2 separate regions of the Homo sapiens genome follow, and region 1 is linked to region 2. The links are chromatin loops, found by intact Hi-C in ENCODE. Cell type or tissue: OCI-LY7. All regions are shown on one strand. Links, peaks and the distances in the headings refer to the core of each region. The heading gives the core; the rest is flanking DNA. Region 1 has its middle 80 kb from the start of DMRTA1. Region 2 has its middle 22 kb from the start of DMRTA1.

Region 1 (16,154 bases), core at 2,854-10,853, 58 kb before region 2:
ATGGAATTGCTAGGTCAAATGGTATTTCTAGTTGTAGATCCTTGAGGAATCACTACATTGTCTTCCAAAATGGTTGAACTAATTTACACGCCCATCAACTGTGTGAAAGTGTTCCTGTTTCTCCACAGCCTTGCCAGCATCTATTGTTTCCTGACTTTTTAATAATCGCCATTCTGACTGGTGTGAGATGGTATCTCATGGTGGTTTTGATTTGCATTTCTCTAATGATCAGTAATGTTCCAGCTTTTTTTCATATGTTTGTTGGCCACATAAATGTCTTATTTTGAGAAGTGTCTGTTCATAACCATTGCCCACTTTTTGATGGGGTTGTTTGTTTTTTTCTTGTAAATTTGTTTAAGTTCCTTGTAGATTCTGGATATTAGACCTTTGTCAGGTGGGAAGATTGCTAGAATTTTTTCCCATTCTGTATGTTGCCTGTTCGCTCTGATGCTAGTTTCTTTTGCTGTGCAGAAGCTGTTTAGTTTAATTAGATCCCATTTGTCCATTTTGGCTTCTGTTGAAATTGCTTTTGGTGTTTTAGTCATTAAGTCTTTGCCCATGCCTATGTCCTGAATGGTATTGCCTAGGTTTTCTTCTAGGGTTTTTATGGTTTTGGGTTTTACACTTATGTCTTTAATCCATCTTAAGTTAATTTTTGTATGAGGTTTAAGAAAGGGATCCAGTTTCTGTTTTCTGCATATGGCTAGCCAGTTTTCCCAGCACCATTTATTAAATAAAAAATGCTTTCCTCATTGCTTGTTTTTGTCAGGTTTGTCAAAGATGAGATGGTTCTAGATGTGTGGCATTATTTCTGAGGCCTCCATTCTGTTCCATTGGTCTGTATATCTGTTTTGGTACCAGCACCATGTTGTATTGGTTACTGTAGCCTTGTAGAAAACTTTTAAAACAAAAACAATTTATTCTCCCTCCCCCGAGAAATTAAGCAAAAGTGATCATTGCTGTTCACATACACACACACACACACACACACACACACACACACACACACACACCTGGTCTTTATATTCACACACACATATAATTTTCCATATTATGGCTTCACATTCCTTATAGTTATCGTTTAATATGAGTTAATTCCAAGGGCTGAAATCTATTCTATTCCTTCTGTTTTCTCTCATGAAGCCAGGAAATACCTATCACTATGTTTAAGTTACAATTGACAGATAATTATCAAAGTCTCAGTTTGTATAAAGCACTCTACTAGAAATTCAGATTCCAAAATGTGTAAATGAAATGACCCTTCTTCTTGGACCTCACATGGAATGAGTTGTCTGACACATGATTTGATAGAACAAAATACTGGAAAATGTGATTGACCTGAAAACCATATAAATTACCACAATCAACTCATCACAAGGCATCTGTTCTATAAGCTCCCATAGTCCAATTGGCAAGATGAAATACATACATGTAAAGAGAACTAAAAATATAATGTAAAATATGCTAAGTGCCAAAGTTGACAATTTGAACTACAGGAATTCGGATGTTTGAGATATTGGTATAGGCTGGCATAATCATGACAAACTTCATTGAAGAAAAGATTTTCTAATTGTGTTTCAAATAAAGAGTCTTATTTAAATGAACTATATGTTTTATGAATCTCCCTTTCTGTGTTCTCTTATTTTGAACAACTGTAATTCTTCAAACAGTCTCATTTTCAACTTTATTTTGTATTTTTTTTAATACTGGCATTTCCTAAGCTGGGATACCAAAGAATACTAGCTCATACGATGTTTCATACTCTCTCTCTCCCTCTTTCTTTCTCTCTGTCTCACACAGACACACGCACACACACACACACACACATGAGATCTGGGCACAGTTAAGTTTGAGCTAAATGTATTGCAAACTCTCGGATAATTATAAAGCTCATTAGCCATTTCAAAGGTCTAAAAATTCTCATAGCAAGTTAAATAAATTTGTTTAGTTTTATTTAACCTGGTGAATTCCACCGTGGACCCCATCTGTAATAAGATGCTATTAATATCCAGAGGATAGTAATTCATGGAATATACTGAGAAATAATACAAGAGAAAATTAAACAGGTTGCTATATATACTTCATATGTTGATTCTTAAAAATATAATTGGAGACTCTTCTACAACAAGCATGTGCTTTCAGTCTATATTTTATTAGTCCTATGATTATTAAAAAAAAAACCCTAATAATTCATGTTATTGTACTCCATCTTGTTTCAAAAACCATTTACTTCAATCACATAATTTTTAGCCACTCCAAAATTATAATATAATCTTTCATGATTCAAGTCATCCCATCCAGTTTAGTAGTTTATCACAGATAAATTTGTAACTAAAATAGTTTTAGTACTTTGAAAATTTTATGTCTAATTATTTCATGCCACATGCCATCTGAATCTTACCCTTCCTCACATGTCTTACAATATACCTAATTAAAAGTTTACTTTTTGTTGTCGGTGCTATAGATCATTCTTACGAAACAAAAGGAAAGAAAAATAAGAATGCAAAATAATTGTCCTACTCTATTTCTCTGATAATTTGATGTTATAATTTAAGTAGCTTCATAACTTCAGGCTTGAGACCTTAGGTTAATTCAGTAATATAGAATAAAGAGGAAAAACAAAAGGCCATAAATAAAAAGGGAAAGAAACTTCATATCTTGAATGGGATTCACAAGGCCTTTAAAAAGGGGAATGAGAATGATGGTTTCCAGCTTCATCCATGTCCCTATAAAGGACATGAACTCATCATTTTTATGGCTGCATAGTATTCCATGGTGTATATGTGCCACATTTTCTTAATCCAGTCTATCATTGTTGGACATTTGGGTTGGTTCCAAGTCTTTGCTATTGTGAATAATGCCACAATAAACATACATGTGCATGTGTCTTTATAGCAGCAATACTATCGCAAGGACAAAAAACCAAACACCGCATGTTCTCACTCACAGGTGGGAATTGAACAATGAGAACACTTGGACACAGGAAGGGGAACATCACACACCAGGGCCTGTTGTGGGGTGGGGGAGGAGGGAGGGATAGCATTAGGAGATATACCTAATGTAAATGACGAGTTAATGGGTGCAGCACACCAACATGGCACATGTATACATATGTAACAAACCTGCACGTTGTGCACATGTACCTTAAAACTTAAAGTATAATAAAAAATAAAAATAAAAATAAACTAAATCAACAGAAAAAGGGGACTGATACTAGGATATAGAAAAACAGAAAAACAGGCAAATGTACAAATGACTCTAAATGTTGGCTTCAGTTTCTCAGTTTCTGCTTTGTGAATTTATCCTATTGTTTAAGGACTAGCTTAAATATCATTCCTCTGAACTTAACATCATGACAGCACCCTCTACATCTCCCTCACTCCCTGGCCTAGCAAGAATACTCTCCTCCTCATCTGCCAAAGCACATAAAGCATTTTCTGTACTTTGGACTTACTTTTTCATTAGAATATTTTTCAGGTTGCATTACATATGGTGAAGTGTTTACTTGCCTGACACCACCAGACTGTCATATTTTTGGCTTCTTCTCCCCCTAGTGCCAGGACAGTGAGGCAAAGTGAAAAGAATGTGGACTTTAGAATAAAAGAGAACCAAGGTTCAATGACTACTTGGTGACTTACTAAATGCAAGACCTTCTCTCAATAACTTCAACTATATAATAAGAGTTTTTAATACCCCTCAGGATTGGAGAGATAATTAAATGAGAGAGCTTGTATGAACTTCCTAACATTTGGCAGAGATTTTGTAAATGGTAGTTATTATTAGCTTCTTTATAGTAGATATACTATGGGTTCTACGAAGAATGGAAGGAAAGGAATGGAAGGGAAGGGGAGGAGAGGGGAGGGAAGAGGAGGGGAGGGGAGGAGGGAGCCACCGAAGGAGAATGAGCAACGTGGTCCCGATTCCAATCACTCAGTTTTTGGTGCAGGTTCCTGTGTTTGATGAAGGTGGTTTAGGAGAGGAGGTGGGGTACTAGACAGGAAAGGAAATCTAGATATCAGCTTCATCTTGCATCATAAGTTCAAAACACTACTGGAATAAGTGGGGAAGATGAGAGTACTGAAAATTAGGTGGCAAAATCCAATGTTTGTTGGTAGCAAAAGAAAGTGATAAGAGTAACACAGAATCTCGACTATGCAGACTGGCTTCCAGATTCTGCATCTGAGTACATAAACTAATCCCAAGGTGGTGGGGGTGTGGTAAAGCTACAAATATGTCTATCCAGATGGGCTTGGAAATCAGATTCTGTTTAAGCCTGTATCTGGGAGCAGTTGGTAAATACAGTTGCAATAGGAATCTGGGAGAATCAGACACAGAAAAACAAGATAAAGGCTCAAAGCTGAGGGATGTGTCCAGAAACAGACATTGAAAAGTCCAAGATTTCCTGAGATGGAGTCACAGTGTGGGAGAGAGTTCTATTTTTTTTTCCATTTTGGAGAATGAACCCCTTAAAATGCCCTTGCTCACCTCTTAATCCCCAGGGCAGGCCAGAGATCTGATCCCCCAGGCCGCATATTGGGAGCTTATTCAATCATCAAAGAGTTTTCCAAGTTCATCATGATATCAAACTAGAATCCAACAGTCCCCATAAATGCCCCAGGCTTTCCCATGTCAATCTAGGATCAAATTAATAGACATTCCTATACGGTGGCAGGGAGCTATAAACTTCTCTGTGGCTTTAACAAATGCCAGGGGGTTTTGCATAGCCCGGGAGCAAGTTTCTTGCAGCTTCTTTTAAGAGGAGATGAGTCACAGAGGTGAATAGCACAAGTGGGAAGAAATGTTTGGAAGGAAAATGATTGGCAAAATGCTGAAGAGGGAAGTACTGATGGAAAGGTTGCAGGGATGAGGTGAAGAAACACAGTGAAGTAAGAAGAAATTGTAATTTTCACAAATTTTGAATGGCAATTGGCATGAAAATATTTTCATATGTTTGAAGTATAATACTTAAGTTGAGGTCACGAAATGAAATTAACCAGCTTCCCCAAACTGATACTGAATATATAATCAACTGCTCATTAATTCTGAGGCTGGAAGAAGGGAAGTGAAAATGCTAAAGCATGATTAACCCAAACTAAATTAGAGGGAAATAGGACACTTGCCCATTTTAATTTGAGCTTGTGGCTTAGCTACTACGTGGTGACCTTTGCACTGCTGTTCCTTTTACAGAAGCTTCCAATGAACGACTCTTCATAGCTGTGTAGGTATTTTTTTTTCTAAAGGGAAATATCAGAAGACTGTCTCTTTAGCGTTATTTTAATTATACTCTGCTTGAAAGTATTGTGCATGTGTGAATCTTGTGATCATGATCTTAATTAGGATCATATTTAGATTCAGACTCAAATTGAACTAGATAATCGTTTCCATTACCTGGAATTTGATATAAGGAGTGAGGTTTGTACCAGTTGTATTGGGAGCATTGTGCAAACCTAGGACCTTATTAGGGATGTGTTTTTTCTGCCTCTGCCTGGTTTCCTTCACTTTTCTGAAACCTGATGTGGGTGTGCACAGGGGGCAAAAAGAACATCTTGTAAATGTGCCAGCCACTTTGTGGGGGTGGGTGGGGTGGGGAAAGGGTGGCATCATGAGAATAGAGACCATATTTTCCAAACATAGTTGAACTTGACTGTGCACTAATGAAAGTTGCATTCTCTTTCAGGGGGCCGTTGTGGCCAATGAGATTCATTGTTTCCACCAGTCTTATTTGGCCCAGCATTCTATTGAAATAAGGGTCATAGTTTTGCCTGAAATATTGAAGTATTTTACATAAGGAAATTTGATATGGCTAGAAAAGAAATAATTGATTCTGTCTCAAGAAGATGTAAAAGATTATGCTGCCTGAGATCATCTACTCAGGAAAATATTTCTCTAGTTTAAAAATCACATATAGCTTGTAAGTGGCCAGTAGCTCTGAGGGGATTTTCTGTATTAATATATTGTTTTTCCTTTTAAAGGTGACGAAAAATGAATTTCTAAAGGTTTGTTTCCTTGCTGTCCAGAAGGTTGATACAAAAGAGAAGTCCAGTAATGCCCCTCTGTGGCAAAAGCACGGCATCACAGAACTTCCTTACACAGCATGAAGAAACAAAGCCATTTCAAGCTCACTTGGTCTCTCCATTTATAAACTAGGTGTTTTAAAATTGAACAGCCAAAATAGAAACAATCTACATTAAACCCAGCAACACAAATGATTAATAAGTGTATAATATGTTTAAATAAATCCAACCACTGCAAAAAGCTTCTACATATTCAGAAAATGCTAAAGGGGCAGAATTTTAAAAGCATCAGCTTTTAATGTATAGAAAGGCTAACTCATTACTTACATAACTTACAGAAACCCATATTCTTCAGCATGAAAAACAGTCCTTTAAAGGGGCATCGATAATGCATACAATGAGAAACAGTGGATTTATATTCTTTGTTTAATTCTTAGAACCTTAAATTCTAAATAACTTTAAAAAGTTGTAGAGAAGTACCATACTGCCTTGGAGACATTCATGCTGTAGTCTCAAAAAATTAGTTTGATTAGTGAATATATAGAGGCAGCTTCAGACAGCCCGTTAATCAGAATGGAGAATGTTAGCGGCATGGCCATTCTGTCTGTATACTTTGTCTTTGTAAATGGTATTCCTTAAGGAAGGAAGGAAGGAAGGAAGGAAGGAAGGAAGGAAGGAAGGAAGGAAAGAAAGGTGGGTCACTACTCTCCTCTGTCAGCAGAAGAGTAGGATGCTGGACAACAACTAGCTGTATATGCTGCACCCATAGTGACACAGAGAGTGCATGCTGACACTCTACTCTGGCAAGAGAGGCCCTCTGTGATGTGGCCTCAACTCACTTCTTCGGTTTCACCTTCTCACCTCTCCTGACCCTCATAACACAAGTTTCTTACAAACTAATAGTTTCTCCACATGTAACACACCATTCCATACCTCTAAGGTCTCTGCCCATGAATTTCCTGTCCCCATATTTCTCTTAGCTAATTAAGAGTTGTCATTGAAAAGTGGGCTCATGTGCACCATGCTCCTAGAAAGCATTCCTCACTCTCCATACTAAATGACAACATCCTCCTCTCTGCTCCGTTACTACCTGTCTTATACTTGTCATTACATTTTTCATATTATAAAGATGCTCCTCTACTCAGCAAATGCTCAGGTTACGATTCAATAATGTGAGAAAAGGGATATAACAAAGGAAAACAATGTCAAGTTGAACCATCATCTCTAAGGCATGATTAATAGTGCTCTTAGTTTAGATATTGCCTTTGAATAAGTAAGTTGATGGCTTGTTATATATCCATTGTATTTGAAGCACTGTTTTTTTATACATTTACCTGTAATAAAAAATAAAATTTGAAATAGAAACATCCATATTTACAGTTTCCAAGAAGATGGAAAAGAGGAGTTAAGTTTAATCTAATTAACACAATGTCCACAATTGAGAGATAAAATGTAAATATATAGGTAAATGTATATATGTATATACAAGTCATTTAGAGCAAATGTAAATGTAGATATGTATATACAAGTCATTTTGAACAAATGAACTTATGTAAATAATATATTCCTTAGAATCTATTTTTTGTAAGTAAAAATAAGTATTTATACTGAAACATTCTATTTGTTTGACTCTTTCCTTTATGAAACTGCAAGATCCATGTCTTAACTCAAGATCCTTAGTTTCCTTAACTCAAGATCCATGACTTATTCTTCCTTCTATTTCTGCACCCAATACAATGCCTGGTATGCAAAAGTGTTTCGAACTGCTTAGAAATGCTTTCATGGAATCTCACCCGGGTCACATCAGAAGAACTTACGTAGTTTCACCGTCTTTCTTCTCACAGCATCACCAATGGCAGTTTTCAGAAAATATTTGTTCTCCCTGAGTTTAGCTGTCTCATAAAAGTAAAAATCTGAGAATCAATAAATTAAACCAAGCTGTCAAATGTACTAATGAGGTTAGGTAGTGGAATTTTCTAATATTAATGCATATGTTTCTGCAAATACAAGTCCTGTTTTCTCAAAGTAGGAGAAAGAACTAAAATGCTCAGCCTGCCTCACAGCCACATAATCACATGATCTAGGCGCTACCAATTAGGTCTTCCATGGAAGACGTTTCGTTCACACCTGAGCATGATGAGGGCAGCATTGGAGGCACCTGGATTTTGGAGGCATCACTGGATACAAGTTGAATTCCTAATGCAGAGTTGACATTGTCGCTGGTATCATTAGTAGTGGCAGAAAAATATAGTTCCCGAAATATTCTGCTTGATGGTTTCAACAGAACAGACAATGGTTCAAGCTTAGTATAGTATTGGCCTCAAATCTGTTCCACCAGAACTCCCAGAAAATCTGAGAGCTCTCTGATATATTGTAATAAATGATCCTCAAAGTGTGGTCCAGAACCAACAGCATCAGCATCGCCTGGAAACTTGTAAGGAATTTAAACCATAGGGTTCCATTCTAGACCTACTGAATCTGTGTTTAAATAAGTTTTCCAAGTGATTATGACGCATGCTCAAGTTTGAGAATTCTTTTTCATCCGTTTGCAACTAAGACCCCTGATTGGCTTATCAACCAATCACTGCCTTCATTTGTTAGGAGGATGCATTTCGCTGGGCAACCTAATTAAAGGCCAATACAACTACTAAGGCTCATAGAAACCTTGGTAGTTGGCAGATTCAAAGAAAAACTAGAAAGAGATCAGAATATATTTTATTTGGAAATAAATGAAAACAAACTAAAATGCATTTCAATACCTTTTATTCTGAGTTCATAAAGTGAAACTTTTATAGAAGGCTGTGTTATTGTGGTTTGTTTTTATTTATTTGACTTAATTGCTTACACTTGTAAATGAAAGAATTTGTTGAAATTTTATTATTATGTGCCTTCTAAAGCACTTGGCTTTGTCTAGAGTCTGAGAAAATTATTTAATTCAGTCACATTTTTCTATTGTAGAATCAAAAATTAGAATGTGAAAAGTAAAAAGGGAAGGTAATTTTGATATTTTAACTTTAACTATCTGAGCGTGTTGTTAACTAATATTTGAAAGAGATGATTATAAATTTACTTCCAAGTTGAAAGGTAAATGGAGAACCCGTCTGCCTTGAAACATCCTACACGCTTGTCATTTGTCTTTAATTTCCTTATTAATGATCATAAAATCTCAGGCTATAAGAGATATCACAAGTTATCCCATTAAGCTATCTTTTAAAATGTTGTATTTACAACATCTCTATCAATAGTAGCTCAGTCTAATCTCACATCCTCACTAAGAAAAACAAACTACATTTTGGAGACGGTACCCTCTTTGGACAGTTCTGATTTTAAAAAGTTATTTCTTATATTGAGATGCCATCTTTCTATCTTTAACTTAGACCAATTAATCTTACGTCTTCCAAAATTACACCAGAAATTTTCAAATGTCAACAATTTAAATACTTGTATATGATGCCCTTGGTATACCCTATTCTTGTCTGTAGGTCATACAGAACTTATTCCCTAAAGTTCAAGGTCTGAACTCTCTTCACACAAAAGACTTTGAAGTCTCTTTACATCCAGGCTTTTCTGGATGTGTTTTAATTTGTCTAGTTACCTATCAGTACATTCTCACTGTTAAATCTAAGCAGTCTTTAAAAAGGTGAGCCTGTGTCCATCTTCATTCTAGATTCTATTTATTTAATTGACTAATCCCCACAACCCACATCAGCTTTGGGCACATTCACATCATGTTGTTGATTTCTAAAAATATGACTGTCATCTAATACCTCTAAGCATTTTCACGCATTCTTCCCAGAAGCTATAATTTCTTCATCCTCTGCAGTTGTGTTTCTGTTTTTTGACCCAAGTAGAGGACCTCACATTTGTCCCTGTTAAATTTCATTATGTTATATCAGCTTAAAATGTTCCAGCCTGTCAAGATCTTTTGGAATCTTAATTCTTTCATCCAACACATTCTGTGTCCCTCTCAGCTTCGCCATCTGCAAATCTGACGAGATTTCAGTCGTTACAGTTTTATTCAAGCCACTAATTCTAAAATGAGTGAATAGGATGAGACTAGGGGCATAGCCCTGAGGTTGTCAATAGAAATTTCTCCCCAGATGAATGCATATCTATAAATCAGGTCCTTTAGTTAATGTTCTGTCATGTCTAGTTCACTTAACTGTAAGGACTCTAAATTTATACTTATTCTTTTTATCCATGAAAATGTATGATACACTTCGCTAAATGAATTATAGAAGTATAAATAGTCCATGTCAAATGATTTATCTCCAATATAATAACTCTATCAAAGAAAGATTTGGGGTAACTCTGCTTCATTTGCTTAGTGACCATGCAGTGATCCCTAGTGACTATCACTTCCTATCACTAGCCAGGATTCTAAGATTAGAGAAATCTTTTCAGTTATATTATTTAGTCTTGTGATGAAACTGTAATGGCACTGGGCTGGGCATGGTAGCTCAGGTCCGTAGTCCCAGCACTTTGGGAGGCCAAGGCGGGCAAATCATGTGAGGCCAGGAGTTCGAGACCACCCTGGCCAACATGGTGAAACCCAAGCCCTGAATTTACTAAAACTACAAAAATTAGCAGGGTGTGGTGGCCCACGCCTGTAACCCCAGCTACTTGGGAGGCTGAGGCACAAAAATCGCTTCAAATCAAGAGGCAGAGGTTGCAGTCAGCCAAGATCACGCCACTGCACTCCAGCCTCGGTGACAGAGTGAGACTCTGTCTCACAATAAAAAAAAAAAAAAGAAAAAAAAAAAGAAATTGTAATGACACTAAAAGATGATATGCCAGTAAATAATCTTCACCTTTTTAAAACAGTAAAATCTATTCTTTAATTAAGCTTAAAAATATATGTAATATATGAATAAAATATATGTGTAGATATATATGTATATATACATAAAAACTTTTTTAAAGTAGAATTTTTCGATTGAAATTAGAGTTAGGGGTGCAGTACCAGAGTCTCACTGGTTTGAAGCTCCAGATCCCTGCATCTGTCCATCAGGCTTCCCCATAGAATCCCTCACAAGTCTCAAAAAAAGTTTAAAAAGCACTGCTTTAAGCCATTTTTAGCCATTTTACCAACATGTGAATTAGTTTGTAAGTCAATTATCTAAGAAAGAGCTAGATGTGAGCAGTGCCTTTTAAAAAGTACATTTTGATAAGACAGAGGAAAGGGGATATAGGCAGAAAATGAAAACAAAGATTATGGCCAACCTCTCCAGTTCTTCAAGGGAATGGCAAGGTAAAACTCCTCTGAATTTTCTGACTGACTGACAAAAATGACCAGCAAGCCAACATATCCCTTCAGATTTTAACCACGGACTTGCTTCATACATGATAGGAAGAGGCTTTATACAATTACAAGGCAAATGTGTAATGCAAATTTTCACATGAACACTAGAACAAACACTTCTACAATAACTATAAATGAATTGGAATTGTTTGCCTGTAACGTAAAGTGGAAGATAAAGTGAGAAATAATTATGTACATTTGAAATTCAAACATAATCCTTTATAACAGTTACATAACTATTTTATTTGATAGACATTTATTGGAACTTGTGCCAGGCACCCAATTAGGAACTTTGAAAAAGGTAGCTAACTTCATTAGGCAGGGCACAACCTAGTGAGATACACATGAGGAAGCCAAAACTCAGAGCAGCCAAGTTTCTTATCCAAGTTTACAAACTAGTAAAAAGTACAATCAGAATTTAAACCCAAATAAGACCTGGTCCTAATTCGTAAGAAGCTCCCTCTCTAATCAAAGAGATAATTATGTAAATAATCAGTTGCATAGATTATCGATTCATACTGACAGCTCTCCTACTTTAAACAGGTCTTTCATCACCACGCTTGAGAGAAGCATGGAAAACAGAAGAAAGAGCAGGCATCAACCAGGAAAATCTACTCACACACTTAGGAGAGGCAGGTGACAGTTGCCATCCTATAAAGAAAACAGCAAGTACATTTCCCTCACGTTCTATGTGTTTGAAGTACTGTCACCTAATAGGCAGCTGTACTGAAGTACGCTTACAACATCTGGTTTTAAAATAACTTGCCAGAGAACGAATTTCAAGATTCTACTCTTAAACATCTCCAAGGCTCTTGCTAATGCTGTGGTCCTGGAAATGCTAAAGAGCTATTAAATCATGTTTATGTCAATGGCAGCTCTTAAAGCCTTGGTTAATTTTTTTCATGGCAGCAAAGGGAAAGAAACAGGAACAGAATTTGGCATCAGTACATCACTAGCTTCCTTACCGTGCCAACAAGCCTGACTTGAAGCATTTGTAAAGGTTTTCAGCTGCTGCAGACCACCTCCTTATACTCAGCAGATGGTTTGAGCAGCAGTCGAAGCAACAGAGGCCGTTTTAGGCTTCAGGAAATGTAGCAGGTGTTGTGGATTCCAAAAGAAAATTATGCCCAACTTTGCCTTTTATTGTTTTCTTCTCCCTTGATGTGTGAGATATTTCCTACCCATCTCTTGCTTCTGTCTGCACTTAACATGATGGTAGAAATGTCAATGAACTGGTGAAAAGGTTAGAAATATGATTGCATAGCATTAAAGAACACTTCTGAGTATCTTATGCAAAATGCTGACAGAATTCTGTATGTAACCGTATTTTCCACTTAAGAGCTTATAGTATTTCCTCCTGTGAATGCACAAGTTCACATTCCTATAATATAGAGTTTGACTTAGGAGTAATCTCACAGAATTTGAGACCAAAGGTGTTTTAATGAATAGGTACAAGACAGTTTGGGAAAGTAGTTTTAGAGAAATTAGAGATAGAATTAAATTTAAAAAACTAGTATTTAAGGCTCTTGAATTACAGCCTCTTCTCTGTGTGTCATTGTGCTCAAACAAGAGAAATTGTTTGATACCCCTTTCTCCTGATTTTCCTCCTTTTCTGGCCACTCCCCGCTGTGGTCCTCATTTTTCTGTCCCTCATTAATTTTCATATTATGTGGGGTTCTACTCTTGGGTCCCAATGTTTGGTGTACTATGATTTTCTCTGTTAATGTCATATGGATCTCTGGCTTAAACTAATATGCTAATGATGGCCAGGATAGTCTTTTGTTCTGGATCCACGTAACTAGCCAACTCAAAGCAATGGATCTCAACTTTAAACTCCTTCTGTTCCCTCTCCCCAGACCAAATCTAACCTTGTTTCCAAGTTTACTAATCACATTCCACTCAGTCTTCCAAGCCAGAAACCTGGAAGTTAGACTACACTTCTCTCTCCCTTCACCCCAAACTAAATATGTCATCAAAGTTTGTCAGGTTTACCACTGAAATACATCTGAATTTTTTTTTTAATTTGTACAGTCATTGCTCAGGCCCTCTGCTCTTCTTGCTTGGATTGTGCCACTTGTCTCACCTGTTCACAGTTTATTCCCTTTCTATTTTATCTAAAAGGTAATCCAACCATGTTACTTTCATACTTTTCTTTCACAGTTTTCCATAGTCATTATAATAGAGCCCCAACTTCTCTACTTTTCCCAACACTCATGAACTCTACCTAAGCCATACTGAACTACTTAGTTTCTTTTATGTTCTAATTTATTTTATCTTTCCACGCTATTTCTTCTGACTCAAATTAGATGTCTTCTGGCAAGACACAGTGGTTCATGCCTATAATCCCAGATATTGGAAGGACAACATATGATGTTTGCTTCAGGCTAGTAGTTTGAGACCAGCCTGAGTAACAAAGTAAGACCCTGTCTCTACAAAAAATATTTAAAATTAGCCAGGTGTGGTGGTATGCACCTGTAGTCATTTAGTCCCATGTGCTAGGCTGGCTGAGGCAGGATAATCACTTGAGCCCAGGAGTTCAAGGCTGCAGTGAGCTATGATTGCCACTGCGTTCCAGTCTGGGCAACAGAGTGAGACTCTGTCTTCCCCACAGCCCCCCCAAAAGATAGTTATCTTTCTTCTGGATAGCTTCATTACTTTGGGAGCTTCTCCATCAAAGCCAATAACCCAAAAAACTGGGAGAAGTATGAATAGAAGGCTAGTAAACCACATGGGTTGTAGGGGGCACAGATCATAGTCTAGTTCTCAATGATGCCTCATACTAGTTGTGTAATCTTGGGCAAGTGTTCTCATTCTCTCTCTGTCTTGTGTTTCTCATCCACAAAGTGAAATTAATAATAGTTTATATAGATTCAGATTATTGTGAGGCTGAAATGACAACACATGCAAAATGTTTATAAGGAAGCCTGGCATATTCAAAGTGTACAGTGAGCCATTGGTGCTACTATTGTCATGATTGGCTTACATTTTTGTGAGGTCCTTGAAGCTGGGGTGCATGACCTTTACCTCCATACAACAGTGCCAGGTACATAGTGAGTACTCAATATATGCTTTTATGAATGGGTTAACATATTTCTTTGACAATGTTTGGTGATATTCGTCAATTACATTCAAGCTTCTTTGAAAGAAAGATGGTCAGCTTTTTCAGTTTACTACTGTTTTGATAGTGGATCTTAAAAAAGCCTAAGATGCTTTATAATGTTGCAAACAAAAAGATGCTCTCTCTTTAAAATTGGATTGAAAAAAAATTAGATATCTCTTGAGCCCTCATTAGTTATTTTTTCTCTGTTATTACCTGGAAGCTTATTCTAAATTCTTAGATTTTATATATTATATCTTGTTTCATCATTTAGTTTATAATTTATTTTAAAACATATATGTACTGTGTACTAAATATTTCATTATGGAAAATAGTCTTCCCACTGGTCAATAGCTTTTATGATATTACATAGATTAGCTATTGCCTAGGAAGATGTAGGAAGAGTAGAATTTGAAGATGATGAACTCATACATGCTCAACTTCCCAAACCACAGGATAAAATGGCATAATATAAAAATACCAGATTCCTATTGATAATACATAGTAAAAAAAGAATAAAAATTATAGCAAGTACCTAACACACAGCCAAGCATACCGCAGTAAATGTTAATGGTACTCAAATCTAGAGCCCCTGCCACACCGAATGATTTTTTGAAAAGCCTCTATCAAATTCTATGGCAATAATAGTGTTCATGTACTTTGCAGGTGCACCATTTACTTGTCTTTAAAGAGCTTATTTCAATTGCTGAAGTCCACTGAACCGAAAGTAGTCAACAGAATACAATTTGTCTAACATTAGCCTTCAGTGTATGTAATTAAGGTGTTGATGCTGAACTGTTGGTGTTTATCACATTAGCTGGAAAGCAAACAGACATCTCCATTAGAATGTTAGACTGGTCTAATCACTGATATAAAGAGACCCTCATATAAGCAAACACCCTGTTAAAAAAATCAATTTATTGACTAAAATGTTAATTTATTAAACAAATGCATAGGTCCTATTATAATCTATGCTAGCCTAATTAAATCTAAATTATGTAAACTAATTAGAATAACTATAAAAACACTTATTTCAGATTTGTTAAGAGAAAAATTGACAATATGTTAATAGACTTCTTAATATAAACTCTTTCTCTGAGCTAGATAACGGTAATTTTTGTTAATATAATCATTAGTATCATTTTCAAACTACATATATAGAGCCTCATCATCAAAAAAATAACCTTATAACACCATAATTAGAATGATGATAGTGGTCCAGTGAATGACATTAAGGAGAGATGATCAATCATATTTCATGGTTGCCCTAGTTCTTCATATGCCCCTATTGGCTTTGCCTGAAAGACTTTAATCGGAAAACTCATAGTCATACTTCAATGCCTAATTTCTTCTCCAACTAACTGACTAAAACTGAGTTAGCAGCTTTATTTTCAGTGACCATAAAGTATTTTGTTTCTGTTTCAATTGCACTGTTTATCACACTGTGTTATAACCTATTGATTTGTCCCTCAATTAAACTAGCTTACTTATCTCTATTTGCCTAAAGGACAACAGAATGCTAAACACACAATAAGCATGCAATTAACATTTTGAATGAATAAATAAATGAAGGAACCAATCAATGATTACAGTTTTTATCAGAGACTTTGTTTTTTAGGGAAGTTTTATGTTCACAGCAAGACTGACCAGAAAGTACAAGGAATTTCCATACACCACCCCCTCCACACACAAACTCCACCACTAGCAAGATCCCACATGACAGTGGTAGGTTTATTTTACA
Region 2 (16,154 bases), core at 3,228-11,227:
AATAACTAACATATGAAATCCAGCAGCATATTGTAAGAATTATAAATTATGACCAAGTGTGATTTATTTCAAGACGCAAGGTTGTTTTACATCTGATAATTTACAATCAATGTAAATTATCATATCAAAATAAATAAATCAAATGAGCATCTCAATAAATACAGAAAAAAAGCATTTGACAAAATTCAGCACCCTTTCATGATAAAAACACTCCACACGCTAGGAATAGAAGGAAATCTCAACTGGACAACGAACATTTACAAAAAATCCACAGTTAACATTATACTAATTGATGAATGACTGAATTTTTCTCCCTAGAATCAGGTACAAGACAAAGTAACCATCTTTAACACTTCTGTTTGACATTGCACCAGGACAATTAATCAAAAAGAAAAAATAAAACACACCCAGGTTGGAAAAAGAAAAACTAACAAAAACAAATTCTGTTTATAAACAGCAACACTGTGTACAGAAAAAATCCTAAAGAATCCACAAAAACACTATTATAATAAAGTTTCTCATCAACAAGTTTTCAGAATACAAGATCAATATGCAAAAATTAATTGTATTCCTACCAATTTGTAAAGAATAATCCAAAAATAAAAGAAAACAGTTCCATTTGCAATAATAAAAAATAGGAATAAATTTAACCAAAGAAATGCAAAACTTATGCTCTGAAAACTCAATAACATTTAAGCTTTTAATTGTTAAAGGAAAACTTGTTGACAGAAATTGTTGAGAAAAATTAAGGAAGGTCTAAATAAGTGGGACAGCATCCCGTATTCACAGACCAGAGACTTAACAATGGTAAAATGTTAATACACCTCAAACTAATCTATAGACTCAGTGAAATTCCTATAAAAATACCAGCTGATGTTTTAATTGAGAAACTGATTCTAAAATTTTTATGGAATTGCAAGAGGACCAGAAGAGCCTAAACAATCCTTCAAAAATGAAGCAGAAAAATGAAGGAAGATTCACACTTCCAAAGTTCGAAAATAACAAAACAGCAATCAGACAGTGTGTTACTGCTATAAAGAGACATATGTAGATCAGTGGAAGAGAATCGAGCGTCCAGAAGTAAACTCAAATGCCTAATGAGAAACTGATATTTGACAAAGGTGTCAAAACCATTCAAAGAAGGAAGAATAGTTTTTTTCAGCCAATTGTGCTAAAACAAATAGCTACAAGCAAAACAATATGCATAAAAATTAACTCATTTCTGGCATGAAGAAGATATAAAGTTGACTCATTATTGATAGCAGTTTAGTATAGCTGATTACAGTTCCTAAATGTTTATATCTCCAATAAAATGGTTATGATCTTTCCAAATATATGAGTTTACAAACAATAAAAGATATTGATTTAATAAGGTATAATGCCTAACGCAGAGTCTCCAATGAATGGAAACATGGGGTTCTTTTAAACAAATCAGGTTCCTAGTTACCAGGAGCTTAGTATTTGGTACGTAATTAGGGTAGTAATAAAGTATTGTTGATGCAAAATATGAAAAGATAAATAGAAAATTACCTTTATAAATCTAAAACTGCAAAGTGAGCACTAAGGTCCTTATTTTTTCCTTTTATGTCTCGATAATTTTTATCTTGGAATAAAATACAATTTGAATGCAGTGATAGGGAGTTTGTCAAGCATGGTGGCAAGGTCATCTCTCACACAATAGATTCTGGAGTCAGACTTCCTATGTGTCAATCATACTTCCATTATTCTACTAGCTGAAGAGTAAGACAAGATTTTTCATCAGAAAATGGGTATGAACATAATAATTCCCCCTTTATTAAGTTATTGATAGGATACAATTACTGGTACATATTAAATACTCAATAAATAATAGTAATTGATATTTTCTTTTTCTTTAAGGTTCACCAGAGAAAAATACTGGCCTGTATCATTACATAAGTCTGATCAAAATTAGCATTTTGTTATGACTAATTTCAGTTAATGAATACAAGGAACAACCATCTGTTTTCTCTAAAATTTTAGCTCATTTTGTGACTTATATGTTATGCTGAAGGTGAGAGGAGATCTACAGTACAATTTTTCTTCAGCAATAAAAATTATTTTTATAGAAGTCATTCAAATAATGTAATTTGAACAGTGACTGTAACTAAGATACCATGCAAGTGCTATTGCAAGCACTTTTAGCAACAATTTTAAAGCTGCAGATGCAAAATTTTAATGACCAGTGTTTAAAATAATATTAACGAGTAAACTCCAACAAAAATATTTGCAATAATAAACAGAAAAATGTGAATTGGAAGGATAAATTATATACTGCAATAAATTGAGCCCAAAGAAACAGATTGTTCCATAAACTATAAGTGAAAGCATTCTGGCCGGTGATGTTCCAAGCTGTTATTCCAAAAAGATAACTCCTAATGCCATTGAATAAACATCGTTAGTCTTTAAGTTCTGCCATTTGTCATATGATGATTATAATTCTCAAGCACTATTTTTCCTGTCATTATCTTCCCCATTATATTCATCTTCATCATTATCATTGTTATGATTGCCATTTTCTCCATTAGCCAAGTATTTTAAATATTCAAAATTTCTCCATATCCAAAATATATTTTGTTCAGAGTTGCATAAATATAATCCAAGTCATTCATTGACAGAGCGAAATGTCTAAAAATATTTGGACCAAATCTCCAGCATAACTAAATCCTCAAATCAAGACCCCAGTAACTCACATAGTGAGCTTGAAAATCAGAAATCAAAATGTCAGACAGCTTCATTTGGCAATCATACACCTATGAACAATATTCCTGGTCTTGTGCTTCCAGGTCAAAGACAGGACTATATTTTCCCTCCTCCTGCTTTAAAATGTTTTAAAATGGCTTTAATTTGCTTGTGTCAATGAAATGTGACTGAAAATGATGCCTACTACATCCAGGCAGAAGGATTTAAAAACCAACTCATCATATTTTTTCCTCACAACCACAGAGGTCAGTAATACTCCACTCAAAACCAGACAGTAGCTGATTCATTAAAGTAGTCACTGTTAAATCAAAAGGAATGTGACCAAAATTAGCTACAATGCGGCCAAATATATCTTCCATTTTAACAAACATAAAAGACTTTAATTCACCTAAGAGTAGAAAACAATTTTCAGATTGAACTAAAATATGAACCAAGTCTATATTGTATACAAAGATACTACTAAAACAAGTTGATGTAGAAAGTAGATGGGATGCGGTGACTCACACCTGTAGTCCCAGCAATTTGGGAGGCCAAGGTAGGGGGATTGCTTGAGGCTAGGAGTTCGGGACCAGTCTGGGCAACATAACAAGATCCCATCTCTTAAAAAAAAAAAAAAATAGCAGGGCATGGCGGTGCTTGCCTGTAAGTCCTTGCTACTCAGGAGGCTAAGGCAGGAAGAGCTTGTGAGCCCAGGAGTTCAAGGCTGCAGTGAGCCATAATTGCACCACTGTACTCCAGCCTGGGTGACAGAGCAAGACTCTGCCTCTAAAAAACAGAGAGGAAATAATAGTGAAAGGCATACCATACAAATATGCACACAAAAAAATGAAAGGTAAAGGAATTGTGATACTACTATCAAATGAATCAGCAGAGGTGAAATAATTCAGGCCAAAGTGTTAAAAGTTAAAAAAAAAAATTCAAAAAGGGCACTTTTGAAAATAATTTTAAATGGTACAAATCACAATGAATATATTACAGTCATTAAAATCGAGACATCTCATAATATAGCAACAATTTTTTTTTTTTTTTGAGACAGAGTTTCACTCTTGTTGCCCAGGCTGGAGTGCAATGGCAAGATCTCAGCTCACTGTAACCTCTGCCTCCAGGTTCAAGCAATTCTCCTGCCTAAGCCTCCAGAGTAGCTGGGATAACAGGCATGCACCACCATACCCAGCTAATTTTGTATTTTTAGTAGAGACGGGGTTTCTCCATGTTGGTCAGGCTGGTCTCGAACTCCCAACCTCAGGTGATCCACCCGCCTTGGCCTCCCAAAGTGCTGGGATTACAGGCGTGAGCTACCATCCCTGGCCCCAACAATTTAAAAGTACAAAATAATCCAGGAAATATGTGGAAAGCTAGAAATGTATTAGCAAGGGATAAGAATAAAATAAACATCTATTTGCTTATATTTGCAGGAAAAAACTAAGTATACAAAAGAAACTAATATAAAGGACTAAAAAGGAAGCACATCTTTTATTGTATGTATTTTTATGTTTTTTGATTTTTTTCAAGCAAGTTCATGTTAACAGGTAAAAAATAAAGCAGTTGGTTAGTTATATAATTCATCGAGCTAAAATGGTTGTCATTACCATAGAGGCTTTACGTTCCAAGCACTTTTCTTATATATTTATCTTTGTCTGACTCTCTGATTGCAATTTTCACAGAACAATACAACTCTTTTCATGGAAAGAAAAGGTCATAATTTTCCCTTTTCGTTTCCAGATTTTGGAAAGCAACATCTCCATCCAAAAGCCCATGAGTTATCAATGCTATCAATCCCATATGTCCTTTGAGGTGTGAGGTCTCAGCCAGGAAGATGAGTCTTACGCGCCTCTATATTTGTAGACATGACAGACAAAGTATTTCAAACAAGTCCATGATGTGGTTTTATGTTTTTGACATCAGCCCACCAGGTTTGCCTGTCCTGCCTAATGTGTGCGAAAATGTTTTATCCAATTCTGACATTTCTCGAAGTGATTTCATCAGTAGTGCCTCTGGAGGACCAAATGAAAGCCTCTAGTTTAACTAGAACTAGAGGCAATGACAGTAGCAAGCCTCGGGCAATTCCTGCTCTTGGAATGTTAAAGGTCAGTGTTAAAATTTATAACATATTGTTATCTAACATTAACACTTCCACTGATATATTCTCAAAAAAATGCCACTTTGATGGGCCTAAATCAAAGTTTGTTTCATGATCTGGGCTCTTAAAAGTGTTCCTTCATCGCAAGCAGAGTAGTCAGTCAAGCCATTGGAATATTTATGCAGACATATCCACAGGTGTGAATTAGTTGGTTCTATGGTTCTGAGCACAGGTGACATGCCAGATTTGGAAGAACAGATTGCTTTAGCTGTGACTCTAATTATAACTTATTTGGTAGTCTTTATCCTACTTACTCGCACATAGTATTTTATAAACAGATGTGTCATGTAAAGGGGGTATGATCACATATACCATTAGTGCCACTCAGGTACAATGTATTTTTTTTAATTAGAAACAAACAAGTGGCAGAGCGTACACAATCTCTTAAAGTCTCATCTGTTCCACAGAGGAGACTATGCTTAGGCTGGGCATAGCTACATTGCATATAACACAGAAGAGCAACAGGAAAGAATTCCACCTCCGTAACCTTCCACATAGAGGGAAAGGAGCAAAGTAGTACTGCAGGGAAAAGCTAGGCCACCAAAAACCAGTAGTGGCTTCCTGGTGAGGGAAGTGGCTCTGTTAGAAATAGCTGGGGTGGGGCAGGGAGCCTCAGTCTCTGGTATCAGCCTGTTCTTCTATTGAATTAACTCAGACCTACTGAGCTGGTTTCTTGCTAAACTACCAAAAAGTAAGAAGAAATGCACCTCTATGGCCATCCACTGCCATTTCCTCTCCTTGAAATGCCTGGAGCACATTTACCTCATTGGATACAACACAACATCGTGCAGGCAACATTTGCAAAGTGTAGACATCGAGGTTAAGGCTGAGCTTTTCAGTGGTATCTACTTCTCTCATTCCCACAGCTCTCCCCTTCAGATACAAATACCTTCTGCTCCTCCCCCTACCAAGCCCTACTTTCAGAAAGGGCTTTATAACTGCTCAGCACAATGCCTCAGACATAACAGGTATATAATAATGGCTTCCTATTTAATATGATGAAGGCCATGACCGCTTATTCAAAGCTCAAAAGATAATTATTTCAATGCTCTTCTCAATCACCTTTCAGTTAATATGATCTCTTGAGTTTGAGAAGTTTGAGAAAATCGCATCCAACCTGGAGACCATTAAAAAAGAGGTTGGTGTGGCAAACACCAACTGGGTTACCTGGATGGGTAATATTTACACATTTGCTTGTAAATTAAATAAAAATGTATACTATCCCTTTTGCTTTTACTTATGTTGGGAAATAGTAATTTTATGTAAATTACTGGCTTACTGTGCTCTGGGAATTGATTTCCTATAAATGCAAATACTATTGTAGTCTTTACCTAATTCGATTTTGCAAGAAATGGGAAGGGGGGGAACTTACCTATTTAAAGGGCTAGGGTGCCTTCCTTTTAGTTAAAGCAACTCTTGGTAACAACAAAAATGTATTTTGTTTCTAGACAGTAATTTGGCGTTTTATTACAGCTTGCCAATGTGATACAACAGTTGGGCATGCTGGCTCTGCCTTAGCACATTTATTGCATTATACAGCAAGAAAACAGAATTTCCTCTGCAGGCAAACAGTGGTATCTGTGTTTTCTTCACCAAGATATTTAATTTGGACATGTTTTAAAATAAAATCTAAATGTAATTTTACAATTTAGTGGGCAAGTATTTTTATATAATATTTATATATTATACATAAGATACCTTCTGTTCTTCCCCCAATTAAGCCCCATTTATATAGTACATGTAAATATATTTATACATAACATTTAAATGTATTATATTTGCCCACCAAATTATAAATTACATTTATATATGTTTTATATACCCAAATATGCACACACACAGATATATATATATACACATACACAGATGCATATATATTTGAATATACATGTACATACATTCACTTATATAAATGTGTGTGTATATGGTATGTTCAAATATATAATACACATATATTTAAAAGAAAGAAAATATGGAAGAATGTAAACTAGATGTAAACTGGTTTTATGCTTTGAGTGATCTAGGCCTAAGTCTAAGTTTTACATCACACACTGGTTAGGACAGCTTGGGAGAATTACTTAACCTTTCTCAGATTGTTTACTCATTTATAAAATTGGGATAAGTATTCTCCTCAAGATATTTGAAAGGATTAATAAAATTTAATGAAATGTCTAATATAAAGTGTTCAGCACAAGTAAGGATCCATCCTCCTGGAGCACCAATCAATAAGGAAGGCCAACGTGTCACTGGAATAAATTGGAAGTTTGATACAAGTTAAATCCAGCTGCCTAAAAACGTTCCTTGTGTAATTGGACATCTGCGGTATTTCAATTCGCACAGAAGTAGACAGCGCCCTCAAGTGGAAATTTTAAAAATCACTCCTCATAGAGCTGACCCATTCTGAGCAAGGTGTAAATGGCATAGTACAACCATGAACACATACCCAGGATGAAAACACAGGTAGCTGACGTTACCTAAGGTCTGCAGCCACCTCCATCCGAAAACCTGAAGCACAAAGTTGTGTGGTGTAGCGCAATTTTCCAATGACAAATGAGTTGTTTTATCATCTCAATTGTAAATATTTTTAAAATCACAGATTTCATTTACAGAATTGTAATGCTGCTCATTGTTGAAGAAATTGACATAGATGTATTATTACTGACTACTTAATCTACCTCCTTTCCAGTCAACAATCCTCAGGGCTAGGTGTTATTATTATTCTAATTGTCAGATGAGGAGATTGGGGCATTGAAAAAATCAACTTTGTTAATCAAGATCAAACAAAAAGTAGCAAAATCAAGAGTTAAATCTTACATCCTTGCTTTTGGCTCCAGTGTCACCCAATGCATCTTGCAGTTCAGAAAATCAGAAAATGGAGAAAGAACAAAACCCCAGAGAAATGGGAAATGCTTTGCTAACAGAAAAGGGAGACAAAAGAAAGTTCAAAGACAGTCTAAACAAAATCTTAAGCTCCCACAAATTTGTCCGTGTGAGTTGTCTTTTTCCTCAGGGTGAAAGCGACAAAAACGAACGCTGTTGTAATTACTTTATCGAATAAATCTCTTATTTGGAACATCAATATTTAATTTTTATTAATAGAAAACAAGATTCTAACTGGCAAATTAAAAAAATACTAAGTTTATATTTTTAAAACATCAGATTTAAGGAACTCCATTTTGACTGTGATGTCAAATTTGTTTACAGCCTGGCCAACTGGACGTGTTTACTAAATGTTAATTTATTGCCACCTGCTTTTGTCCTCAAAGGTCATTTCTGTATTTCTCTATAGCCCAGAATATTGTTTTATGCATGCTGCATATTAGATTAAAAAATCAGTTAATATTAATGGATGAATTAAGAACCCTCTCTGGCTACTCAGTTCCTAAATTCCTGGGAATATTTTTAATACTAAAGGCTCTCTTTTGCTATGGGAGGCAAAAATTGAGAAGAAATATTTCTTGCTTGTTTGGAGCCATTACTCAACAAAGAATGGGAGTGGAATAAGTACTGAAGTAATTCTTTAATGTCAGCCATGACACTGCAAACCTTGGTCTTCCGAATTAAAATTAGTGCAGTCTAATGCTGACCCTAATCATTCTCATGTATCTGAGCCTGAGACAGTATTTTTGTATTAAGTAAATTAAGTGATTAACTCTGTTATTTTGAAAAAATTTTAAAGCTCAGAGTTTCTTAATTTTTTTTTTTTTTTTTTTTTTTTTTTTTTTGAGATGGAGTCTTATTTTGTCGCCAGGCTGGAGTGCAGTGGTGCGATCTTAGCTCACCTCAATCTCCACCTCCCGGGTTCAAGCGATTCTGTTGTCTCAGCCTCCTGAGTAGCTGGGACTACAGGCGCCCGCCACCACACCCAGCTAATTTTTTGTATTTTTAGTAGAGACGGGGTTTCACCGTGTTAGCCAGGATGGTATCGATCTCTTGAACTCGGCCTCCCAAAGTGGTGGGATTTCAGGCATGAGCCACCATGTGCGACCCTTGAAATTTTTAAAGAAATGAAACCTTACAGATTATATTCATACACCTGTTACACTCACCAGTTCCATTTCCTTCCTTTTCTAGAGGTAACTGATATGGTTATTATAGCCAGTCCATATGTTTGTACTTTTATTATATATCTACCCATAAAAAATATATTCTAAGTTCTGTATTTTAGCTTAATTTTCATGAATAGAATTGTAGTATACACAATTATTTCATGAGATGTTCTTTCTAATCAGCAGTTTTCTCTTCAGATTTATCCGTATTGATACATAAAGATCCAACTAGTTCATTAAAACTGTTGGTTATTTGGCCAATTTTATTGATTAATAGTGTTTACATATCCTGAATAGATATTTTTGTATGTTATATATGTAGTTTCTAATGTCTTCGGTTATTTTGTATTTTATTGTTAAAATTTTTAATTTTACTATAGTTCTGTTTTGGTAAAAAAAAATATTTTCATCCCCCTTAGATATAAAGATAGTCACATTGTCTTCTAATAATCGGAAAGTTCTGTTTTTAACATACAGGCCTTTATTCTATCTGGGATTTACTTTTGTGAATAGCATGATGATGTACCAGATATGTACCTTTATCCTTCCAGATCAACTCTTCTTCCCCATCCACTCTGTATCCCAGAAGGTTGACCTGTACAGACAAATCAAAATATCTTGTCACCTCCAGCTTCCATTTGGGATTAATCAGTGAGGAATCCAAGCAAATTGGGAGAAGGGAGAAGGTGAGGACATGACTCTATAGAATAAGTAGAACATAACTGAAGAAAACCAATTGAAATGTTTATCAACACATCTCAACAGACTCTCAGCAGCACCAGGCAATTTCCATCATCAGTTCACTCTTTTAATCTCCAAGATAACTATTACACGCCTTCTTTCTCCTCTTCTCATTTTTAGTTTGTGCTTTCACCTCCAATTTTACTGAAAAAAATATAAGCACTTAAAGGAGAAATGGTTCATATTTCATCATAAACCTACCAACCTTCTGCTTCTGTGCCTATACTCTTCGTTCCCCCTTATTACAATGGTTGTCTCTGCTCTTCTCTAAAGCCATCTCCTCTACTCGTCCCCAAAATCCCATTTCCTGTTACCACTAGAAGACTATACACCTGCCATTATTACTTCTCTGCATCATTGTCTCTACTGCATTATTCCTATAAACACACAAACATGCCATACTATTGTCCTTAGAAGAAAAACAAATGAAACTTCCTAGAATCCATGTATCTCTTCAGCTGCCATCCTAGTTCCCTGTTACCCTTTAAAAAAAGATTTTCAAACACATTAACTAAACTTTTGGTTTATTCTTCAACTCCCATTCTCTCCTTCAGTCCAATCAGGTTTTAGCCACCGTTACCCTACCAAATCTTTTCTTGTTAGGGGCACTTGACAATAAGATCGTCAGATTCAATGATCCATCTCAGTTCTCATCATATTAAACCTTTATTAGCAACAGACACAATTCATTATCCCCATTCCCTTTTTTTAATTTGGTTTCTAAGACAGTGTTTCCCCTATTTCAATAACCACTTCTTTTCGATATTCTTGGCTGGCCCCTCTTCTTCCTCACCTTTAAATGTTGGATGCTGAAGAACATCATTCTCCTGACTCTATCTATACTTTCTCCTTAATAAATCCTACACAAACCCATTGCTTTAAATATAATAACTTCCTAATTTATCTCTCGTTTTCCTACTAGTCCTCCGACTTCTAGCTTCATATATGTAACAGCTATGTGATACCTAAAGTTTGGATATCTAACAGATACCTTAAACTTAAAATGTAAAAAAAGAAAAAGTCAGCAAATAGAAAAATCACTTGCATTTTTGTTTGTTTTTTTTTTGGTTGGTTGGTTGGTTAGTTTTGTTTTTGACAGGGTTTTTGCTCTGTCACCCAGGCTGGAGTGCAGTGGTATGATCAGAGCTCACTCCTACCACCTCCCAGGTTTAACTGATTCTCCCACCTCAGCCCCACAAGTTGCCAGGACTACAGGTGTGGGCCACCAAGCCCAGCTAACTTTTGTATTTTCAGTAGAGATGGAGTCTCACCTTGTTGCCCAGGCTGGACTCAAATTCCTGGCCTTAAGTGATCTGCTGATCTTGGTCTCCCAAAGTCCTGGGATTACAGGCGCACACAATCTTTTAGGAGAAAAAAATGCAAGCATCACTCTTGGCACTTCTATTTCCATCATACCTCACACACAGTTCATCAATAATTTAAGCATTAATCCAACGACTTTTTATCACCTCCAGTCCTGGTCACAGCTCCAGTCCTGGTCAAAGCCACCATCAGTCCTCAGCTAGACTATTGAATAGCATAATTGTTCTCCCTGCTTCCTCTCTTGCACTGCAGAGCAGTTATTTCCTACAAAGTAATCAGACAAATCCCTGTGAAATGTAAACCCAGCCTTGACTTCCCTGCTCAGACTGTCCAGTGGCTTCTGAGACATCACACTAATTTAAATATTTCAGTTGATCACTGCTGCCACCAACACCATACTGATCTCTCTCCAACCTCTTTTATCACATTGTGTTTTAACCACACTGTTCATGCATACTGCAAGTAAAATTAGGCTTGTTCCTGTTTCCATCCTGTGTGCTTGTGGTTCTCCTTAGCCCCATACCTCTACATACCTGCCTTGCCATTTACTCCGTTGTGTTCAAATGCCATTGTATTAGTCTGTTCTCACACTGCTATAAAGATACTACCTGAGGCTGGGTAATTTAGAAACAAAAGAGATTGAATTAACTCACAGTTCTGCATGGCAGGGAGGCCTCAAGAAACTTAGAATCCTGGCAGAAGGTGAAGGGGAAGCAAGGCACGTCTTGCATGGCAACAGGAGAGAGAGAGAGGGAAAACTGCTACTTTTGAAACCATCAGATCTGGTGAGAACTCCCTCACTATCAAGAAAATAGCATGGGGGAAACAGTACCCATGATCCAATCACCCGCCACCAGTTCCCTCTCCTGACATGTGGGAATTACAATTCAAGATGACATTTGAGTGGGCACACAAAACCAAACCATATGAGCCATGTTCTCTGAAAAGGCTTTTTCTGACCACCCAAACTGAAATAGCCATTGCTGTCACTCTCCCAGCCACCAGCATTCTCTATTCTTTTATCTTGCTTTACTTTTCTTCATAACACTTAGCACTACCTGATATAGTTTATATTTACTTGTCTGTTTATTATCGGATCACACTAACTAGAACATCAATTTCACAAGGGCATGGATCCTGACAGTCTTCTCACTGTTGTATCCCCCAGTGCACAGAAGAATGCCTGGGATATAGAAGGTGTCAATAAATTCCTCACTGTATAAATGAATGAATCTTATCCTATAGTTCCATATATACTTGGGTAAGTTTCTATGACATTCTACTAACTTGATTATCTATACCTGATTGTCTATTACCACACTGTTAGTATAACTTTATAATTAGCCTAAACTATGACTATAATTACTGAATACTTACTATGTGCCATCTGATAAAAAAAATCTAATTGGATATCTAATAGGGAAATCTGATGTCTGATAGTAAAATTTTTTCTTTTCTTTTCCAGAACTGTTTTGTATCTGAGGTGGTTTTTTTTTTTTTGGCTTTTTATTTTATTTTCATATTGAGGCATCATACTCAACAAAAGTTCCTGAAATTTTTATTGGAATTGCATTGGATTTATAGGTTAATAAAACATATGTACATAAATGGGCCAGGTACTGCTCTAAATATCTTACATGTATTCATTCTTTTGGTCACCTGAGTGATCAAATGAAGGAGTATAAAATTATTAGCATTATACCCATTTAACTGATTTAATAGATGAAAGCCCAAAGAAGTTAAATAACTTACCTAAGGTTATTTGGCAAGTAAGGTGTGGAGGTGGAATTTGAACTCAAGTATTCTGGCTCTTCAGCTTTTATATCTAACAAAATGTCTCCCAAATTATTTTAGGAAGAATAGACAACTTTACTAATTGAGCATTGTACTTCTATTGAGCATTCTCCATAAATATTTATGTTCTTCCATAAGTATTTATTAAAGTTTTATTTTATGTTCTCTAGAAACATTTCATAATTTTTTTCAAGTTTTCATACGTATTTAGTTAACTTTGATCCTAGGCATTTTACAGTTTTTGTTGCTGTTATGAATGTTAATTTTTTTATTCTACTATGTTTTTCTAACTAGCTATTGTTTTTATATACATAGAAAATATATATATAAAATCAATAACTTCTCTCTGTATATATTATATATTTTTCTATATATATAAATCAAGAACTTTTCTATATATATTTATATATTTTTTCTATATATATTTTTATATATTCTATATTTATACATATTTTCTATATATTTATATATATTTTATATATATTTATATATATTTATATATTTTCTATATATATTTATATATATTTTTTATATATATATATATAGAGAGAGAGAGAGAGAGAAAAGTTACTGATTTTGTTTGTGTGTTGGGCTTATAACCAGCCATCTTGTTGAATTCTTTCCTTAGTTCTAGTTTCTCTTTGATTTTTTTATCATAGCAATTGAAAATATTGAGTTAATTTTCAACAATTATTCAATTTTTGTATTATACTGCATTGGCTAACACTTCTGGTACAATGCTCAATAGAAGCAGTATGAGTGACTCTTCTTGTCATATTTCTGACTTTAAGATCTCTCTAAAGAGTTGCCATTAAGTATGATGTTTGCTGCATTAAATTAAGGAAGTTCCCATTAAAGGCAGAAGCTGTTGGTTCTTTAATGAATAGGCATTTCCTTACAATTTTATTTGAGGTGGCAATGTGCTCAAATAAAACATACAATTTCTTAGAGCTACAGCAGGTGATGTGACACTACTCTTGTCATTGAGACATGAGCAAAGTTCTGCTGGAGATTTGTAGGATAGTTTTTCTTTCCTGATATAGGCACCACCAAGCCATGCTCTAGAGCCAATCCATGCTTGCCAAGATAACCTATGGTGTACATTTCTTCCCAAACCCCATTCAGTGACATCAGTTTGATAGCTTAAAATTAGTCATGGTTCAAGTATTTACACCATGGGATTAGGCAATTGCTACAATCAGATATGTTCACCACCACCTAGTAGCCTGACGTTATTGTTAAATATTTATCAGTAGATGACTGGTGTCACATCTTTCTCCTTGCTGAGTCTTTCTTCCTTTTACAAGAACACAAATGTGATGGCTGAAACTATGATAGACCTATTGTGAGCAAGAGAGAACAAGAGAATCACAACATGCTAACTTCTGATATCCTTGAACCACTGATTAAATGTCTCCTGAGTAATGAAATAAGTATAAAATTTACCAGCTTTACCTACTTTAGTGTGAGACAGGTCATACAGAGCATAAATTTGGGATAGAGGCTATCCAAGTGTGAAGTTCAACTCCCAGCTCCTCTACTTTACTTGCAACATGAACTTAGATTCCTTGACCCTCTGTTCCTCAGTCTGTCCTCTGTAACATGAGGGAAACCACACACACGCATGCACACACACACACACGTACACACACACATACACACACACAAAAGACAGGCATATGGCAACCATTCAACAACTTAAAACTCATAGTTTAGTAAGAATTAGTTAAAATGTCTCTTTCTTATCACTGGATCTATTCATAGTTTTCATCCCTAGTTATCTAAAAGGTTTCTTAAAAATTAGCTTTGAAATTTATTAAATATTTTCTTTATCTATAAATAAGATTTTTCTTAATTTGTTAATGTAAAAAATTACACCAATAAGATATCTGTATTTGAGGAATATATGGTTAATGTGTATTATTTTTAGATACACAAGTGACTTTGATTTCTTAATTTCCTTCATTTAAGATTTCTGCATAAATAAATTTTCCTTTTCAGCACTTGTCATGTTTTGTTATCAAGATATACCTCTAATGTGAAGTTTAATAAGCATTCTCTCTTGTTTTATATTCTAAAAGATTTTTCATAAAATAGAGATTAGCTGTTCCTTGCATGTTTGGTAAACCTTGCCAGAAACACTGTGGCACTGACAGTCCCATGGAAGCACAGGCCTGCATTTTTTAAACTACATATTCCACTTATTTAATGGTGGCTTCTCAACTTTGCCAATTTTTAAATAATTCCTAAAAATGTTTATAATTGACATAAGTTTTCAAAAAATTTAGTATTCATACTATTGTTATGATTTATTTCATCTCTACTGAATCTCTTGTTCTACCTCCCATATCACTTATAATATTATGTATTTATGCCTTCTCTCCTTCTTTCTTGGTGAGCCTTTCTATAGAGATTTTTCTATTTATTAATCTTTTCATAGAACAAGTTTTTGCTTTTTTTGACCTGCACCTTTGTTATTTAATTTCTACTTTATTAATCTCTACTTCTCCCTGTATAATTCCCTTCTCCTTTCTCAGATCCATTACCTACTCTTACCTAGCTTCTTGAGTTAAATTATTTGATTATTTGTAAACTTTTGAAAGGTAATACATTTAAAGCTGAAAATTTCCTTTTCTCAGTCTCTTAAGCTGCATCACACTGTGTAGTAGTTAATTTGTAACTATCACTCACCTCTAAGTATTTTTCACAATACTCCATTGAAATTTTACTTTCTACTCCTAAGTTACTAACAGTACTTTCGTTTTACTTTCTTAGCGTGTAAAAGGAGGCGGTTAGAGGAAAGAAAAGTTGTTATGGTTTTTCTTCAATTAAAAACATTTTAATATAATCCTATTGTGACCAGAAAGATGGCTGGCCAGTATAATAATTGTTCTTTGAAAATTTTCAGGCTGCCTGAATGGCACAAAAATGAACAAATTTACAGTCTTTCTCATCTCAGTAAGTAAGAACACCATTCAGTCCAGTTGTTTAGAGCAAAACTGTAGAAGAATCTTTGGTACCTTTCTTTTTTTTACACCCGAATCCCTAAGCAAATCTTACGGTTTCTACATTCAAAATGTATCTACCATCTTATTACTACTTACCACACCTCCAACTCTTTTTTTATTTTTACAATCATCTTCTAAGCCACTGTCGTCTCTTATCTGGTTTACACAACAACCTCCAAATGTATGTTTTTGCTCCCTTCTTTGCTCCTTTGTTCTCCACCACACAGTGAGAATGATCTTTTAAAATGACGTTTTCCTATGTCAAAAATCTCGACTTTGTATGTTGTCTTGAATGAAATTCATGCATATTCTGTGGATTATGTCAATTTCCTAGTTGTGACATTGCACTAAAATTATTCAAGATGTTACTCTTGGAGA

The links. A loop is a pair of places that touch in the nucleus more often than their neighbours do. Peaks named below come from ENCODE experiments on the same cell type or tissue, not always from the same donor. Only the 100,000 strongest peaks of a DNase experiment are listed, where the experiment ranks them.
Region 1: a loop joins it to region 2, with 4 times the contacts of the local background. A loop is called at or near these places in 3 of 110 quality-filtered maps.

Annotation. Positions count from the first base shown.
Region 1 is chr9:22,518,588-22,534,741 of GRCh38, reverse strand. No RefSeq gene overlaps it. Among named protein-coding and RNA genes, the nearest start is that of DMRTA1, 80 kb to the right of the region's middle. In OCI-LY7, for the core only: CTCF peaks have their summits at 5,853 and 6,053; DNase peaks (open chromatin) are centred at 5,131 and 6,061; H3K4me3 peaks cover 2,110 bases; H3K27ac peaks cover 2,237 bases.
Region 2 is chr9:22,461,200-22,477,353 of GRCh38, reverse strand. No RefSeq gene overlaps it. Among named protein-coding and RNA genes, the nearest start is that of DMRTA1, 22 kb to the right of the region's middle. In OCI-LY7, for the core only: CTCF peaks have their summits at 6,987 and 7,218 (motif pointing left); a DNase peak (open chromatin) is centred at 7,213; H3K27ac peaks cover 1,472 bases.